Regions from separate parts of the Mus musculus genome. Here region 1 is linked to region 2. The links are chromatin loops, found by intact Hi-C in ENCODE. Cell type or tissue: heart. All regions are shown on one strand.

Region 1 (5,000 bases), 680 kb before region 2:
GAAGCTTGGGAGTTATTGGATTACAGCAGGCCAAAGGCTACTGCATCATAGGAGCCCACCCCATTATAGGAGCCCACTCCCACATTATAAGAGCCCACTCCATTATAGGAGCCCACCGACTCCTGCACGGGCCCATGTGTTTCAGGCTTGACACTCAGTGCCTGGTGCTATGGGGAGATAGAGCGACCCTTAGGTGACGGCGTCTGACTGAAGGAGTAATGCTCTGGATGGAGTAGCTTTGAAGGAGGTTGTGGGGATTTACCACAACCTGTTGCTCTTTGCTTTCCTAGCCACCACAAGGTAAGCCACTTCCTGTGCCACAGACTCCTGCTGTGAGGCCCCCCAGGGTTGGGGGGAGCACCCGCAGCCCCAAAAGCAGTGGGGCCAACTAGATAGTGGCCTGGAACATCTAAAATTGCCAGTTAAGATAGACCTTTCCTCTTTTCTTTTTTTTTTAACTAATTTATTTTTTTACATTTCATATTTTATTCCCCTCAGACCATTTTTCTTTAGCAGATGATTTATCTCAGATTTTTTCTCTTAAAAATATAGCAATTTTTAAAATTATTTTTTGTGAATTTCACGTCACGCACCCCACTCCCACTCATCTCCCTGTCCTTTCATACCTACCTTTCACCCTGGCAACCTTCCCCAGAAGAAAATTAAAAAGTAAAGTAAAATAAAACAAACAAACAAACAAACAAACAAAAACACCTTGCTGTGGAAGCTGCAGTGGGTCCCAGTGCATTTTCTCCAAGGTGCACCCTTCTGTCCACACACCTTCACTAGCAAATGTTCACCACAATTAGTCATTGGTCTGGTTCGAGGCCTCTGGCTCCTGCTACACTATCAGTACTGGACCTCACTGGGACTCCTCTCGGATCTCCTGTTGATGCCCTGTGTCATGGAGGTCCTGTGGCTTTGGATCTGCAGGAACAGCCCTTCATGTGCTCCAGCACTCCAGAGACGGGGCACATGTTGGGGTGCTGCCTGGGCCTGGGTGGTAGCTGAGTTGGTCAGCCCTCCAGCTCTCCTGAACCCACCCCAGCAGGGCGAGCTCTCCAACACTGCGTCAGGTAGCTCACCCAATGCTGCAGCTCTCCTGCTCTCATGCCCTCAGCCGGCTCACCTAGCCCTAGCTACCAGGGCCAGCTCCACTGTGCTGCCTGGGCAAGTGCAGGGCCCACTCTCCTGAGTGCCACAGGCAGTGAGGGGGACACCTCTCCTGTGCCCAGGACACCGCCTAGCAAATGAGTGGCAGACATCTCAGATCTTTTTAACCGTGTGGAAAGCTGACTCACATGACACTTCAGAGGAAACTGTCTCCCATGCCAGTCTGTCTGAGTGTCATTGTGAAAACTACTCTGCCTTACCGTGTGTGTCTGCCTACACTGCTCAGCAGCCCCAAGCCTTTCACAGGGATGTGTATTTGGGGACCCAGCCTAGCTCAGCCCAGTCCTGCCTTGCTAAGCTGATACTTCTCTCGGGTGTGGTGGGGTGATCGGATGGAATGCCAGTGTAGGGTCTGAGAGAACATCCCTGATTCAGCTGCTGCTGGCATGACACGCCTTCCCACACCATGCTCCCCAGCTGCCAGGTCCCTTATTGGAGCCTTTCATTCTTTGTCCTGCTCTACCTACCCCCTCTGGGATGCTACCTGTGATTGCTGAGGAGTCAAAACCCTGTGGGGGCTGACATACTGTGAAATCAGCTAGCCAGACTCTGCATCCTCACATACATGTGTGGTGCTGGTAGAACCAAGCAGGGACAAGGCCACTGGTGCCCCGAAGACCCCCTGGAAGTAGTTTTCCTTTATTATTGAAATGTGTAAATTCTTCAGGCTGCCAAGTGAGTGAATTCAATCCAGTACTCAGTATACTAATACATTCCAGATATCTTCTGTGGTGATGTTGGCTGCCTTTGTTTTGAGGCTGCAAAGTCATTGATTCTGAGAGGAACAGCCCTGATTCAGGTGAAGGCATGACACACCTTCCCATACCATGCTCCCCAGCTGTGCCCTCCCTCCTAGCCTTGAGCAGACTCAATCAGACCTGTTTCTGCCACAGTCTGCTAGTCCACGTAGGGTGGAGTCTTCCATATGCCACCTCTGTAGCTTCCTGCAAGAAGCTACCAGCTGAGCTTGTTTTCCTGACAAAGATCTTCGAGATCCTGGCATAGTGGGGGATAGATTTCCCCCACTTTAAAAATCAGGCCCTAGAATTAAAGTTGAGCCTTGATCAGAGACCTTTGCCTTGGCTTATTATTTCTCTTGCCATCCTTTCCATCCATCCCCAGCTTTCCTTTCAGGAACCCAGGAACCCGTGGCTGCTGGTGGCTACACCCAGCTACCAGGTTCCTTATTGGAACCCTCCATCCTTTGCCCTGCCTATGCTTCCTTTTTGCCCATGCTCTTTTTCTCAACAGCCCTTTTCTCGGTTGTTCCATTTCTTCAAATGCCTTGTTAGTGCTGTCAGAGGGAAAGAAAAGCCAACTGATTAATAAAGTGCTCATGAGAGGGGTAAGGGGAGAGCGCTGTCAAGGCCCTTGTAGATACCAAATGCAGGCTCTGTCTGACCTCAGAACCCGGCCTGACACGGCGGGGGGGGGGGGCGGGGGGGGGGAGGGCAACCATACACGACTTCCACTACGTCTCCACAGAGTCGAAAGCAGCTCAGTGCCAAGCGTGGTGTGGACACTTGCCTGCTGGATGGAGACAGAAACTCATTTCCCATCTGTCAAGTGGCTTGACAGAGAGCTAGTAATGATTTTCTGTCAGGCAAGCCTTGGCTGGATTTGAACCTGTGACCCAGAGGTAAAGGGCAGATGTAGGGCCTTCCTTTACAAGAACCAGCTGCCTGGGCCTTGTTATGCCCAACGCAGATCCATCTAGTGCCTGCCCAGGCTTCCTCCTCACACATACATTCCGGTTAGATCTTAACTTAGCGTTGGGACAAGTGGTTCATGTCCTGGGAGAGAGGAAATGGAAGGCAGAGGAAGGGCACAGATGGAAGGTCTGTTTGATTCACCTCAGGCTAGAAGCTATACGCTCCTCCCAAGATGAATGTTGGAGCCTTCCCAGGATCTTTGCATGTTTATAGACCAGTCAAGGCCATAAGGGACATGGGTCTGGAGGGGCTTTGTAAGGGCCTCATCAGTTCTGGGTTGATTCCATCATTATTGGTATTGATTTTGTGTGTGTATGTATGCATGTGTTGGTGTGGAGGCCAGGGAACAACCTTGATGTCATTCATTAGGAGATATCCACCTTGGGTTTTGTGTGTGTGTGTGTGTGTGTGTGTGTGTGTGTGTGTGTGTGTGTGTGAAGGGTCTCTCATTGACCTGAGGCTTGGCAATTTAGGTAGGGTGGCTTGTCATTGAGTCCCAGGGATCCCCCTGCCTCTGATTCTCCAGTGCTGGGGTTTGACCAAACCTGTTTTTTACGTGTGATCTGGGCTCAGGCTCAGGTCCTCATGCTGTGTGCCAAGCACATTGCCAACTGAGCCTCAACCTTATACTGATTGGTTTGTATTTAACAGGGGGCAGGCTTTGGGGGCGTTTGCAGATTGACCAGTATGATGACTCCTGGGCACAGATTGATGATGTTTTAGAGGACACAGGATAGCCACAGAGGGTGACAGACTTTATCAGAAGCCACAGAGGGTGACAGACTTTATCAGAATGTGCCCCATGCAAGAACAGTAAATGATCAGAGTAGATGCCATGATGGGTTTAATGGTGGAAAAGATACAGAAGAGGCTCTAGCCCCACTGACAGAGCCAGTGCAATGGCCACACTGACAGCAACTCTTAAGGGGACTTAAGGCCCTGGATGGAGCCTAGCCTGTCTAGTAGTCCACACGATTGCCTATTTGAAGCTCAGAAGAGCCACTAACAAGGAGAGGATAGATCTCCTCAGCGTGTGGTTATCTTCTGCGGATGGTCTCTAAGGGCTGCTGACATGGCCTTCTGAGTTCCTTTCTACACCCCCCACCTTGAAGAGAGAGCAGCATCCTTTATCAGTCCCCACTGTGTTATTTTTCTCATTGCTGTTGATGACAAAGGCAGCTTGAGGAAGGGTTTGTTTTGGGTCGGTGTGTGGGGGGCAGTCCGTAGTGGTGGGGTGGTGGGGTGGCGTGGTGGAGGGAGTTTCAGACCCTAGCCACACTGTTGCTCGTGACCAGGGAGCAGATAGAGCTGGCTGCCTGGCCCTGCCTGGCTTGCTTCCTCCTCAGTCCAGAACCCTAGCTCATGAACACACTACCCCACTAGGTGCTACTCCTCACCTCAACTAGCTCATTCGGGAACTCCTTGGGTGTCTCTCGGGAGACTCATGGATACCCTGCCACTTGTCACTGACTCACTGGGTGCTGGCTTCTCTTCCTCCTTCTGCTTCTCCTCCTTTTGTCAGTCTCTTTGTTGGAAGAGAACCAGAAAGCAGTGTTCTCATGCGTATATCTCCTGTGATCCACACCCTCGCCTCTCCTGGGTGTGTCTGTAGTCACACTGTGTGTCCTCTTCCATTACCACCCTCTTCTTTCTCTTGCCTTCATTGGCAGAATGGTGAGAGGCCTCCCACTTTACTTTGTAAGACAGTCCCATTTGCATACTGATCTAGTTCTGGCTGCTTAGACTTCATGTTTCTTAAGGAAAATATATTTTACTTGACCAATGCGCTGTGGCTGAGGTGAATCATGGCATCCCCTCAAGAAACAGCAGAAGCCCTGGTTTGTATTGCATGCTCATTCCAACCCCTTCAAAGTGTGATCCGAGTAAAATGAGAAGTGAAACACCTCCTGCACAGCCCTTCCTTCTGGAGTGCCATCTGCCAAACTTATTCTAGATTGGTCAAAATTGTCCCATTTATTAGCTTTGTGGCCTCGAGCCACTTAGATAGTATATTGATTTTCTCATCTGGAAAATGGGGTTAATTTTACTTATCTCATAGCACTGCTGGGAGAGTTAACCAAGATAATGTGTATCAACTATATGTTATCACACATC
Region 2 (5,000 bases):
GTTTTCTCCCTTAATGGCGCAGCTCCTGCTCCACGCGAGCCGGTAAGCAGACGCACCTTTGCTTTTTTAGCAATCAGGTTTTGAAAAATAAAAATAAAAATAAAAAAATGCCCATCCTCATTCCAAACTTTTGGATAGCTTGTCAAAATAAGGGACACTGGAAGCACACGGCATAACAAACTGTAAACACGGGGGAGAGAGTCCCCAGCGTTCCTTGCGTGGTTCAGTCACACTGCTCATTAAACAAGCCATTTTAATGCTCACTGTCAGGCCGATCTTCCAGGTGCCAGGATTTTCTTTTGAAGCGAGAAGGTACTCTGTGGGCCAGCTTTGCAGAAAGGTAAACATTCGAAAACCAGGACAGGGTTTGTGGTATTTAAAACTCAAGAGTCTTCTAAATTCGGAGGACCTCCCGGCACCCTTCCTGAACATCCCCTCTCCTTTTAAAGTAGTTTTAAATTTTATCTTATTTTAATTTTTCAGTTTGCACAGGCGAAAGGTGCTGCAAAACACATCTCGGGTGTCTTTTAAAAATTAAAACGGGGCTGATTGGCCGTGTCAGTGATCCGGGCTAATCAAAATCGCTGACACCTTTTCAGGAGGGAAGAGGCAAGGTTTAGCTCTCACCAGAGAGTGCTGCCTCATTGGTCCACTTTTTGATCTAAATCTGAATATGTGCCTGCAGATAATTCTCTTGCATTTTTAAAAGCTGAGAAACAAAGAATAAAATGCTGAGAAAACAAACGCTTATTTGGAGACGTCGATTCGGCACGCCTGACCCCAGACCTCTAAACGGAGCCGCAGGTCCCTCTGCTGGCCAGGCTGGGAGGGAGCGCTCCTCTGCGGAGTGGAATGGGCTCCCTCCAAACTAAACCTTCTCAAAAGATTCCGCTGGTTCTTGCCCAGTAGCCAAGGAGCATGGCTGGAATACAAAGGAGTGGGAAACATGGGCTTCAATTACAAAAAGAAAAGCAAGCAGCCGCCGCGACTCACCCTCCCCACTGTGGGTCTGACTCCAAAGCCAACAGCAACACCCTTGAAAGCATGCAGGGTTTTCTTCTCTATTTTCGCCACAGTCTTAAAGATAAGAAGTGGTTTTTATAAACTAGGCCCTAAGAACGTATTCTGGTGTTCTTTTTCCTGTTGAAGGACATGTTTCCTCAGCGTTAATGTAGCATCTCTGTGACCCATTCAAGAAAACGCCCTTCTTCGATTTGCTGTGGTGAGGCCCTGTACAGAAAACCTTGGAAAGAATGGTGTTATTTGGAAATACTCGTTTCACAATAGCTTCGTGATCTATTCTAAGAAAAGTTAGGCATTATTGGATAAAGAAACGCGTGGAGGCAACTGAATTTCAAGGCAAATCATATCGAACACAAGAGATGGGGGAGGGGCAGGGAGAGGCAAGGAAAAGTTGTCTTTCAGAAATTCCAAAACATAACCATAACTTTTTAAGTGACACCTAAATCTACCAGTCCTCATTGTCTTGTGCCACAGGAGATATAAGGCAGGCAGTGTCTTGGGGTACAAGCTCTCTCACTACCTCAATTCCACCCTGAAGGTACTTGTTTGGACATATGGAAGAAAGAATATCTCAATTTAATTTTTACAGTGACTCGAGCTATTTGGCTACTTCTAGGCATGATTCATTTTCTCCCTCTTCCATGTCTACACACACACACACACACACACACACACACACAGAGAGAGAGAGAGAGAGAGAGAGAGAGATACACACACACAGTATATGGAGATTTTAAATTGAGTTTAAGTCCCTGTAGCTTTGGTGATTCCATTGCTGGGGAAATTAAAGGCACTTGAGCCACTTCCAACCTTGTTGAAGTTCAGAAGTGCATGGAGATGCTATTAAAATCCACATTTCTGGTCCACAGCTAACTGAGACTAAATTTCTGAAAAGCCCTTGAAACATTTTATTTCTTTAACAGGGCCCTTTCACTTTGGAAATCACTGCTCCAGATGTTACAGAGGAGTTGGTAAAGTGAACTGAGAGCAAAGATCCCCCAACATCTGGGAAGTTTTCTGTAGTCACACAGCCCAGAGGAGCTGGGCAGCGCCAAGAAAGATACAGATGTCAGCTCGAAGGACGAGGGAAGTGCAGCGCTGTTTAAGGCATCACATAACTAACAAATTGCAGAGCAATAAACAAATATGCTCTATCTCATTTCTACTTTAGAGTGATGTCTTTAAATGACTAATTCTTGTTTTTAAAAATTGATTTTCAAAAAAGAAATCCATCCTAATTGTACTATAAAAGCTGTCACATAAAAGAACAATACTGCCATCTAGTGCCCATTCTGAAATAAGCTTGAATCAGACAGTTCAAGTTGAAGGAGAAATCTCAGGAAATAATATAAGCAAATTTCAGTAAGGACTTCAATTATGGACAGAAAATCGAAAGACTACACCATACAGTTCCAAGACTCCCACAACGCCGCAGCAGATTCTTATCTGACTCTGCAGCAGTGGCCACCTAATAGGAAGGATGAATCTCATCTGACTCTAGAATACCATTGAGAGTTGTGTCCAGGGTTTCAGGCTCCGAAGCCATCAACCATACTAGCCAACCTTCAAAGAGTGCCACACCCTCTGGCTCCCTGCAGCCAATTAGGCTGCTTGCATCCTCTGTAATGGAAACTCAAAGCCCAGACTCCTCTCTGATCTGCCAAAGGGCCATACCGTTTCTTGTCTAAAGACCTTCTTAGATTGAGCAGCTAGTCTCTGATATACAGAATCACCTATCACTCAAATAGGAGTCACCTCATGTATATACTTATCCAAGGTGATCAGAAAGAAAGGAAATGAAGACATGCTACCTGCTAACATTAGCTGTTTTCAATATTTGTCTTGGGGTAAATAATCTCAAGTCAGATAGTTCATAAGCCTGTCTTATTTTGGACCTTGCCATTAATAGACAGGTTTGGGGGCATTATATTTTAAAAAGGTATAACATTACTTTTCAGAAAACAATAAAATAATGCATTTTTTACTCTTAACACAAAGTCTTTGAGGGCAGGGCAGGTGGGACAAACATAGAGGTCCCAGGGCTCGGCAGAGGGGTTAGAGTTGCTATTGATGATATTCTTATTCCTTATTCTTTTCACTTACAGGGAAAAGAAACATTTTCCCAACAATGTGGAGAGCCTTGCTGCGAGCAATTGCATGTGTGCCGCCAGTAATTGCTGTGGAGAGCCGTGCCGCGAGCAATCGCCATTATAAGATGGCGCTGGCCTCCGCTGTGCCTAACTAGTAAACAAGCCTTGTACGCAGGTGCGAGAGTGAACTCACTCCTAGTCACTCCCATTCTCGGGGTGTAATAGGGGGGTGATGGGCGAGCAACGAATCAGGAGCTGTCACGCCATATCAGGTGCTGAAACGTCACGCTGCGGGTTATAAAAGCAGCGCCATTTTCCCGGTTTGGGGTCTTCCTGAAGAAGTAAGCAATAAAGCTTTTGCCACGGAAGATTCCGGTTTGTTGCGTCTTTCTTGCCGGTCCAGTGGGACGCAATACAACAAAAGGCATTTTATGCATGATTTCCATCTTGATTGATATGGACAATCTGTGCTTGCTATGCAGTTCCAGAGAAAAACTGCGTGGACTGCATGAGGGGATGGGAAGCCCCGACCAAGGCAAGGTGCTTAGAGAATTTTCTTTCGTTTTTTTTTTTTAATTTTAAAATAAATTTTATTAGTTTAATAAAAAGAAAAAAGAATATTTTGAAATAAATCACTTGGCTTCTTGTTTAAGGGTACATAAGTTTTTTAAGGCATTTTTATTAGATATTTTCTCCATTTACATTTCAAATGCTATTCTCAAAGCCCCCTATACCCTCCCCCCGCCCTACTCCCCAACCTACCCACTCCCACTTCCTGGCCCTGGAATTCCCCTGTACTGGGGCATATGATCTTCGCAATGCCAAGGGCCTCTCCTCCCGTTGATGGCCAACTAGGTCATCCTTTGCTACATATGCAACTAGAGACACAGCTCTGGGGGTTTCTGGTTAATTCATATTGTTGTTCCTCCTATAGGGTTGCAGACACCTTTAGCTCCTTGGGTACTTTCTTTAGCTCCTTCATTAGGGGCCCTGTGTTCCATCCTATAGATGACTATGAGCATCCACTTTTGTATTTGCCAGGCATTGGTATAGTCTAACAAGAGAGAGCTATTTCAGGATCCTGTCAGCAAAAACTTTCTGGCATATGCAATAGTGTCTGGGTTTGGCGGTTATATATGGGATGGATGGTCTTTCCTTCTGTCTCAGCTCCAAACTTTGTCTCTGTAACTCCTTCCATGGGTATTTTGTTCCCTAGTCTAAGAAGGAGCAAAGTGTCCACACTTTGGTCTTCCTTCTTCTTGAATTTCATGTGTTTTGTAAATTGTATCTTGGATATTCTAAGTTTCTGGGCTACTATCCACTTATCAGTGAATACATATCATGTGTGTTCTTTTGTGTTTGGGTTACCTCACTCAGGATGATATCCTCCAGATGCATCCATTTGCCTAAGAATTTCATGAATTCATTGTTTTTAGGAGCTGAGTAGTACTCCATTGTGTAAATGTACCACATTTTCAGTATCCATTCCTTTGTTGAGGGACATCTGGGTTCTTTCCAGCTTCTGGCAAATATAAATAAGGCTGCTATGAACATAGTGGAGCATGTGTCCTTATTACAAGTTGGAACATCTTCTAGGTCTATGCACAGGAGAGGAATTGCTGGATCTGCCAGTAGTACTATGTCTAATTTTCTGAGGAACCGCCAGACTGATTTCCAGAGTGGTTGTACAAGCTTGCAATCCCACCAACAATGAAGGAGTGTTCCTCTTTCTCCACATCCACGCCAGCATCTGCTATCACCTGAATTTTTGATCTTAGCCATTCTGACTGGTGTGATATGGAATCTCGGGATTGTTTTGATTTGCATTTCCCTGATGATTAAGGATGCTGAACATTTTTTCAGGTGCTTCTCAGCCATTCGGTATTC

The links. Peaks named below come from ENCODE experiments on the same cell type or tissue, not always from the same donor. Only the 100,000 strongest peaks of a DNase experiment are listed, where the experiment ranks them.
Region 1: a loop joins it to region 2, with 4 times the contacts of the local background. A loop is called at or near these places in 17 of 42 quality-filtered maps.

Annotation. Positions count from the first base shown.
Region 1 is chr8:78,735,058-78,740,057 of GRCm38, reverse strand. No RefSeq gene overlaps it. Among named protein-coding and RNA genes, the nearest start is that of Gm39203, 63 kb to the right of the region's middle. In heart, no CTCF peak of the experiment used is centred here; no DNase peak of the experiment used is centred here; H3K27ac peaks cover 842 bases.
Region 2 is chr8:78,059,579-78,064,578 of GRCm38, reverse strand. No RefSeq gene overlaps it. Among named protein-coding and RNA genes, the nearest start is that of Gm6360, 10 kb to the left of the region's middle. In heart, CTCF peaks have their summits at 817 (motif pointing left) and 2,313 (motif pointing left); no DNase peak of the experiment used is centred here; H3K4me3 peaks cover 989 bases.